Regions from separate parts of the Homo sapiens genome. Here region 1 is linked to region 2. Evidence: chromatin loops called from intact Hi-C (ENCODE). Cell type or tissue: PC-9. All regions are shown on one strand. Links, peaks and the distances in the headings refer to the core of each region. The heading gives the core; the rest is flanking DNA. Region 1 overlaps PTPN3 (protein tyrosine phosphatase non-receptor type 3). Region 2 has its middle 44 kb from the start of MIR3927.

Region 1 (4,393 bases), core at 82-4,081, 79 kb after region 2:
TTTCTGTTTGGGATGATGAAAAATTTCTGGAAATAGTGGTAATGTTTGCACAACATTGTGAATATAATTAAAGCCACTGAATTGTACACTTAAAAATGGCTAAAATGGCAAGCGTTAGGTCCTATATATTTTACAATTAAAAAAAAAAAAAACGCTTGTTTACCGGAGATTTAAAAGAACAGAAAAAAAGAAAAGAAAAAGAAAAGACCAGAAGAGGTAGTGGGAGGAGCACGTCTTTGGCAGGAGCCACCGGTTTGGATTCTGCCCTGCCGCTGGGTCACCTCAGAAACACATGTGGTAACCTCATGGGCGAAGCCTGGTCCCCTCTTTTGATGTGAGAGTCCAGTAAGATGGTGAGTGTGGGCTCTCTCCTGGGTCATGGGAGTTGCTCAGGGAATGGCTTCCCATCCCCTTTAATTTCATCTTTTCCATTGTAAAAGATTGTTCTACCTGGTAGAAAAGACAGAACACAGTTAACTTGGCGATTTTGCGCAAATCATCATCAGTTACCTTGCTCATGTTTAGCCATCCTCCTCTAGGTGGTGGCCCAGCCCCTGTCTGTCATCTCGTTCCTCCTTTCTTTGGTGTTTTTGCCCTAACTCAGGGCTCTTCGGGACCCCCACTTCCTTGGCATTGGTGCCTGTCCTTGGTCACATGCTTCCTCTTCCTTTTCTGGGTTTACTGTGGATTCTTTCTGACATCTGAGCTCTGCTAGTGAGAAGTCATCTGAACACCCAGCCACAGTTATGTACACCCACGTGGTGGAATATCGTAGAGTCATAACAGAAGGGGTCAGGGAAGTGTTTGAAATACCTGGACGAATGTTGGATAGTGATCATGAGAAAGAGTGGAATATATGATTGCATAGACATTACAAGTTCAACTTTTTAAAAAACACAAACAAAATTGTTGGTTGGCTTGTTTTGTTCAACCTGAGCACATCAGAGTCCACGCCCTTTGTAGCCACTGGTCTGAGCCGCCCTCTCCTTCCCCTCCAAGGTTCACTACCATCTGTGGTCAGATCCCCCTTTTTCACAGCCACCCAGGGTTATTTCTTGCTACCTGAGCCTCTCTCCTGGCAGGTTGAAAGAAGCTCAGGGTTCAGACACCGTGAGGCTGTCCTGGATCCTCCAGAGATCCAGGCCCCTGCTACACCCAGGTTGCCGCCCCCTTGTTTATCAGTTACTCCTGCCCCATGACTGTCCTCATGAGATCCTTGGCTCAGAGCCAGTGCATGTGCCCCGAAAGGTGAGTGAGCAAGAGTCTTATGGAGCTCTAGTTTGCTGAGAAGCTCAGCTTCCCATGGGCCGGAAGGAGTCCTGGCAGTTCCGAGATCCCTGGAGGCAGGTGCAGTGGGAGGAGAGACTGACTGGGGCCAGGGCTGGCCACCTCACTGAGGTCCGGAAGGAGAGCTGGTCATCAGGTAGGAGCGGCCCCAGGCCAAACCCAGAGCCTGGCCTCAGGAAATGAGATGGCCTGTTTCTGCCCTCCCGCTGCTGCTAATAATTAACCCAGGGACGGCTGCCTGTGAGGCTGGAAGGGCCTTTAGACATCATGTGACACACTCCAGTCCAGGCCTTTTGCAAAAGTGGGAGGAAGTCATTTACTACATTTCCTCAATTCTGAAAGGTGCGTTGGCCACACTTTAATGCTTCTGAAATCACCGTGACCTTCACAGTCACAGGGTACCTTGGATGTACTGTTTCTTTAAAATAACTTTGCTGAAACACCTGTTACATCAGGTGTGTCATCTTAGAGCAGAGGTAATATGGTGATAAATACCCAGATCATTACTCAAGTTTCTAATGTTGCAGAGTTAATTAGGGGGCAAGAAGGTTTTCTGGGCCATTTCCCTTGTAAGAGGAAATTTACCAACATGAGAGCCTCGGGGAGTGTTTATAAAAGATTATCTCAAAAGGGTAAGAACATACCTTATTTAGTAAGTTACAGAGACAATAGTGACTAAGTGTGGGGCTCCGTTTACCACCTCCAGTGAATCACCTGTAATTCGTCTGCCTCCCAGTCACGTGGATCAGTGGACTCAGAGTGGGTGGTGTGTGATGCCCCCACCTGAGCTTGGGATCATCACCTTGTTTGAAGTCTGCCTGTGTGACCTGTGCGTGGTTCTGAGTCGAGTCTCCCAATCTTGTAAAATGGTTAACAGCAGTGCTACCTTCCAGGCCCAGTCAAAATCAATCAGTCAGGAGTGAGGGGTGTAAAAATACTTGGAAATCGCTGAAGCCCTGTAGCACAGGAAGCCCAGAAACAGGAAAGGGAATGGCCCAGGGACTGAGAAAGAAGGCAGGTGGGAAGGGCAAGAATGCATAGGCAGCATTCACAGAGCTGGTGTTGAGTGGCTGTGGCGGGCCAGGCCCTGTGCTGCGTTAAGAATGAAATCTCTGCTCCCTATAGTTATTCACAGGGGAGGAAACTAAGACAAAACATTAATTTGTTCAGGTTCATGTCCACTTGGGAGTGGCAGAGCAGAGACTAGAACCCAGGTCTGGCTATTCCTTCAAACCTCCAGTGGACTCTGGCCTGGCAAGACCCCTCCTGTCCCAGAGTACTCCCAAGCAAAGATCTTCTTGGTCCAGTCACGGACCACTCTTGAAATCAGTGAGAGGGTTGTCTTTATCTCTGTATTCTCAGCTCCCAGCATGTGGAAGGCCTCAGTACAGATAAATGCATCAACAGCAGCAATGACATATATTATTTCCTTTTTTTCTTTACCTTTTATTTTTTAGTAGCAATTATACATTCCTTTTGTTTACTTTTTACTGTTTTTTTTTTTAAGGTTTACAACTTGTTATTTTGATAAACATATACATTTCATTCATTTGTTCCTAAATGTTGTTCTCCTGATTTGCATTTTGGCATGCCTTTTAGAAGTCTTTTTAAAGAGTTTCATTAATTTGCTGACCCCATTTTATCAGGGTACAAAGCCCTGGAAATCTGAATAGGCTGCATAAAAATATTTTATGGTTTCTAGGGGCACACTGGCAACCAGCAGGGTTACCGAACCTAATATAACCTGAGATGGCCCCCTGGATTAAAACCTTACAGGCAGAGGATTTTAAAGCTGGAAAAAGCTTTAGAGGGCTCTAACCTGGGAAACCGAGCCAGAGAAAAGTGAGTTAGTGACTTCGCGAGTCACCTGGCTGATCAGAGACAAATAAGATGATGCTTCGTGGGGGTAAGTGGAGAGTATTTTTCTCTGTTTCCTTGAGATAAAATTATGGCGAGGGACACTGGTGGTGAGGATTGGGTTTCTCTGGCCGGACTACCACTGGCTTCAGACTCCTTGGCGGGAACAGAGGCTGGCAGGATGGTCCGGTTGTGAGATTCCAGCTTCTTGGCTGGTATGCACTGTGATTAGCACATCTCAAACCTTTCAAAGTGACTTTAGCTGTTTTCTTTTCTGAAGGCTTCTGCTGCTTTTGGCTGTAAAGGGGTGGGGGCCAGAGCCTAAGATAGAAATATCGTGGACTGACACCCAAATGGGCGTGTCTGTGCCTGAGAGCAAATATTAGCAGAGTATTTTTGTAAGGTTTATGCAACTTGATTCATGTCCCTGTGGAGTAAATGTATTCCATCCTGATTTCCAGTCTGTCTGGGGCCTAGTGGAACTACTCGGAGGGAAAATGAAATGAGATCAGTAGCTTAATTTTAGGTAGAAACAGCTAAATGTAAAACATATTCCATTGTCTATTTTGTGAGCTTTACATATTTTTGCTTGTTATAGTCCCTCATCTCCTATTTCACGGTTTGATGGGCCATTTCAGTTTTTTCCAAGAATGAGGTATTCATTTAGAATTATTTCCGATGAGAAAGTATACATGAAAGGAAATTCAGTTTTGAACAATACCACATTGAGGCTTACATGTACAGAAACTTAACCTTGGAATTGTTGAAACAGAAGTCCTGAAAGCCCAGAGTTCATCTATCCCACTCTTCACTGTCAGTCTGCCCTCTGAGGCCTTCTCACCAAGGGTCTCATCCAGCTTCTCTGCTTGATTACCTCTAGTGATGAGGAGCTCACTCTCTTACAGGGCACTTCCTTCCATATTTGTGCAGGTTTAACTGTTTAAAAGCTCCTTCGTCTGTTGAAGAGAAATGTGTTTCTTTCATCTTCTACCCATTGAACCTTTGGGACCTAAAAAAATCAGTCTAATTATAGTAGCTAGGTGCAAGTTAATTTGCATACACATTATCTCCAGTGATTAAAACAACCTTAGGGAAATCCTTCCTCTTTTATAGGTAGGGAAACTGAGTCTCAGAGAGGGTAAGCAGTCTCTCCGAAGTTAATCTCAGTAAGTGATGAAGCTGAGGTCCCCCCACAGCTGTCTGATTCTGATGCTGGTAACTTTCCCACAGCCTTACATTGTATCCTAAT
Region 2 (4,393 bases), core at 149-4,148:
AAATAGAAGCCAATCTTCTGTTGGGCATTTCTACCTGCAGGCACTAGGGCAAGGAGGCTGGTACCATCAGCCCTGTTTTAAATAAGAGAAAACTAAAGCACAAAGAGGTCTAATGGCTTATCTGAGCTCACAGGGGTAGCCAGGGAGGAAGGCAAGACTCTCTGTCTTACTCTAAAGCCCAAATTCCTGCCCCCTGTTCTCTGGTACTTTGCTGTCCAGTATGGCAGCCCCTAGCCACTACAGTAGCTATTTATATTTAAGTCTAAATTAATTAACATTAAGTAAAATTTAAAATACACTTCCTTATTGTCATAATCACGTTCCAGGTGCTCAAGAGCCATAAGTAGCTAGTGGCCACCACGTCAGAACATGCAGACTTAAAACATTTCCACCCTTAGGGCAAATTTTCTGGAACAGCCTTGTAGTCTGAAGCTTGTTGTTCATACACTTGGGCAAGGAACTGGGCCACTGCCTCGACTCACTGCCCTCTCCTTACCCAATCCATTCACTAAAATAGCGCCACATGCATTTCAGGGCTGCTTACTCTGACTTGTCTTTCTTTCCTTGCTTCCAGCTCTCTCCAGTTTCCAAGAGTGTGACTGCAACCCTCGCCACTACACACAAGTAAAGAATGAGATTTGCATGCTAAGAACGTGATTGTGTGGGCTTGGGCCTCCCTGCGCACATACTGGCTATCCAGCAGGAGAACTGCCATGAGTGAGGTCCCCAGACGAGGGGCAGGTCTTCTCAGTCTCAGCCTGGACATGGCTGATGTTTCTCAGGAATCAGTGCCCTCTTGGGCCCCATGCTGTGCTGTGGCTAATTGTCCCTGGAAACAAGACCTCTACTAGCTTCTGGGGTTGCAGAGGCTGACAAAGGTCAAGTTTTCCTAAGGCCTTGCATTCCTTTTGGCCTCTCTACACTCAAATCTTATGTCTGGAAAAGCACCCTCATTCTCTGATCAGCTATCATGTGGTTCCTTTCTACAAATAAACTGCTGAAAGGATTTGCCCAGCACATGGCCTGCTGGTCTTCCATGTAGAAGGCATTTAGGCTGGGTCGCCTCTGCCTTCACAGCCACAATCCCCAATGCTGTCCAGGTATGGAGAAAGGATGCTGTCTCTGCTTTTGGCTGCTTTCTAGCCAGATGGCCCATGATAAAGTGGAAGTCAAGATGCCAAAGTTCTTCCTAACCCAGCGTTGAGCAGGCAATTCCAGGCTGCAGGCTGCAATGACCAGCCAGTCAAGGGATCCTGATAGTTATCTTCTCTTTTCCTTTCCTCTAGGTTTGCCTCTTCCGTATCAGACTCAGACAGGTTTTCAGTGGACACATCCTCTGAAGGAAGGATTTCTTTCCATGTGACTCTAGTCCTTTTCTCACTAACTAGGAAGTTGGCACATGCTTTAAGCCATTGGAACCAAAAGGAGTAGGCATTAGGGACCCTTTTCCTGCCTGAAAAGCAGACCAAGAGTCTGTAGAAAGAGCAGCAGGATGAGGAAAATATTTTGGAAGAAAGGCAGACTGAAAGAAAAGGTATTTGTAAACGTTTGCTGAAGAGCCACATATTGATAGCCTATAATCATAACTATTCTATTAACTATAAAAAGAACCCCTACAAGTTGATAAGAAAAATTTCAATTTGCAAACTCGATGCTGGGGAATTTGGGTTCAAATAGGGGAGGAAAGTGCATTCCAGGCACCAGGAACTGCCTGTATATATACAGAGAAACAACTGGCCTGAGCATGTTTTGAAATGACAAGGAGCTGGGTGTGGCTGTAGTACAGGAGAGTGGCGATTGCTAAAGCTAGGGAGGTAGAACTGGGACAGGCACAGAATGCCTTGCATACCATGCTGGGGAGTCTCGCTTATAGGAAACCAAGATCATATCCTGGATCTGATCAGGTTAACTTTGTAGACGATGCCTTGGGCAGGAGCGTGACTGATGAACTGAAGCCTTCTTTCACAAAACCCCTACCAGGAATGTAACACAGACCACAACAGGATATGTCTGTTTTCCCACCTTTGCCTTTACACTTTTAAATTGCCTTTTTCTTTCTGGCATCATTGACAGAGATCTTAGTTGCCTAGGCCAATATCCATTTCCTGTCTCTTGCATAGTAATAGAGATTCCAGCTTTAGCAGAGCACTAAACTGCTTGGAATAACAACCACACTCCTCAGCCTCCCTCTTACCTAAAGCTAAGTTTCAGCTGTGAAATGTAAATGAGAGCATTGTGAAGCTGTCTGGAAATATTAAAAGACCACTGGAACATGTCTTCACCCCCTTCCTTCTTTTATCCCTTTTATTTATCTGGTGTGAACTGAGTTTTCTATTAAAAAGGATGTTAGCATGATGGTCAGAACTTATGCCATCACCTTGGATGGGCCAACAAGATGGGAGAAACAAGAAAGAGCAAACCTGGCTCCCCAGTGATTGTGGAGCTGCCATTCCAGCCTTGATTTCTTACCTCTGAACTTTGTTTAAATGATAAATAATCTATCATATTTAGTTTAGTGTCATTTGGGGTTTTCTGTCACTTGCAACCAAAGTCCTAGACAAGAAAAGGATATGTATTTTTTTAATTTTGTTTCACAAATATCTTCATCTTCCAATGTTGCTGCCTTTAGGGAGGAACAGTTTATTCCAATGAACCAAAAGTTTAAGGAGGGCAGAGTACTCCCTGGAAGCAGTCATACCAGGCACACCCGGTGAGATATGCCAGCTGCAGCCTCCCACAGTACTCCCACATTCTCAGTGCAGCTGGTCGCATCTCCTCTGCTGTATATTATTGATCTCACAAGGGCCTCCTTATCTGCCTTTGGGAGAAGTGTTTAGGCAGGATTGGCCTGAGAATCACGTTTATCCTTTTATTCATTCACTATTTATTGGACACCTACTCTGGGCCTAACACTGTGACAGCCACGTTGAGAACAAGGACAGCAATGGGTCTGTTATGCGCTGCACATATCAGACCACTTGAGGAACAGCAGATTATGTTCAGAGTAGAGGGTCACATTTGGAGAGGGATATTGACAAATTTGAGCACATCCAAGGAGAAACTAGGATAGTAAATGTCTGTGCCCCACTCTAATCCCATGTTTTAATAAACTTGAAGCATGAAGATAAGGGAAATTCTGGCTATGGAAGATGTCCTATTTGGGTCTAACCAGAATCTTTTGTGTCCTTATTTTGGTAACTGACTCTCCTGCTTTGTAGAGGACATGCACCTTCCCATTCCTTGGGATTCTGATGGGGCTCTCAACTGCAGTACTCTGACCTCCAGCTACAGGCACAGACACATGACCTGAATGAGACCAATCAAAGCCCTTCCCTGATATTTTTGTCTATATCCTTTCGGATTGTGAGTTAAAAGATATGTTTGCAAGGCAGGCCATGGTGGCTCATGCCTATAATCCCAGCATTTTGGGAGGCTGAGGTGGGTGGATCACTTGAGGCCAGGAGTTCGAGACCAGCCTGGCCAATAGAGTGAAACCCCATCTCTAGTAAAAATTTAAGAAAAAAAAAATGAGCTGGGCATGATGGTGCACACCTGTAATTCCAGCTACTTGAGAGGCTGAGGCAGGAGAATCACTTGAACCCAGTAGGCAGAGATTGCAGTGAGCTGAGATTGTGCCACTGCACTCCAATCTAGGCGACAGAGTTGAGACTCCACATCAAAAAAAAAAAAGCTGTTTGCAGAGAAAATGGGTACTCATAATCCCAGCCATTCAGAAGAGCTAGAACTAATGGAGCAAACATCCATCCAGAAGGCAAGCTGAGATGGAGTGCTTGGGTCCAGTCAACTGTGGAGATGGCACTGTCACCATTCAGCCATTGGCTTACAGGAGGTAATAAGTGTCTGTTTTTATTTACCTGGTTTGAACTGGGTTTTCTGTCACTTGCAGTAGAGCCTTGAGCAATGCAAGCCATGATCCCATATGTTAAAATCTACTCTGTGAAACAGGGATTAGTCATCAGTATTGGTTCAAAAAGCCAAAAACTGGACTCAAAGGCAGAAACGTCAGGGCAATAGGCTTGGGTTCAGTATAAGGAGTTCCTTCTAGCAACTGGAATATTATTAATATGAGCTAGGAATAAGATTGACAGGTCAGAGGCTGGGGACTGAAACAGGTGAAATTATGTTTCCTCTACAGCTCAATGAGTGTATTATTCTATGCGGAGAAGAAGGTAACCCCATTTCCTACATTCTTTTGAAGAAATTTTATTATTTTGTCATTGGAGAAAATAGAGGAAGAAGAGGAAATGCATTCTAACTGAACAAATACCTAGATTTGAAATGACAACTTGAAGTTCACTATCACATCCATCTATTCATCCATCCACCCATCATCCATTCACCAAGCCATCCATCCGTTCATCTATCTATCTAG

Evidence for each region. A loop is a pair of places that touch in the nucleus more often than their neighbours do. Peaks named below come from ENCODE experiments on the same cell type or tissue, not always from the same donor. Only the 100,000 strongest peaks of a DNase experiment are listed, where the experiment ranks them.
Region 1: a loop joins it to region 2, with 9 times the contacts of the local background. A loop is called at or near these places in 3 of 110 quality-filtered maps.

Annotation. Positions count from the first base shown.
Region 1 is chr9:109,474,769-109,479,161 of GRCh38, reverse strand. All of the region lies in intron 1 of PTPN3 (protein tyrosine phosphatase non-receptor type 3), which reads left to right. Among named protein-coding and RNA genes, the nearest start is that of PTPN3, 21 kb to the left of the region's middle. RefSeq lists a cis regulatory region at 1,499-1,512, an enhancer at 1,433-1,577 and a silencer at 3,299-3,593. In PC-9, for the core only: no CTCF peak of the experiment used is centred there; DNase peaks (open chromatin) are centred at 1,331 and 1,611; H3K4me3 peaks cover 2,160 bases; H3K27ac peaks cover 4,000 bases.
Region 2 is chr9:109,553,749-109,558,141 of GRCh38, reverse strand. No RefSeq gene overlaps it. Among named protein-coding and RNA genes, the nearest start is that of MIR3927, 44 kb to the right of the region's middle. In PC-9, for the core only: no CTCF peak of the experiment used is centred there; DNase peaks (open chromatin) are centred at 451 and 1,881; H3K4me3 peaks cover 281 bases; H3K27ac peaks cover 3,282 bases.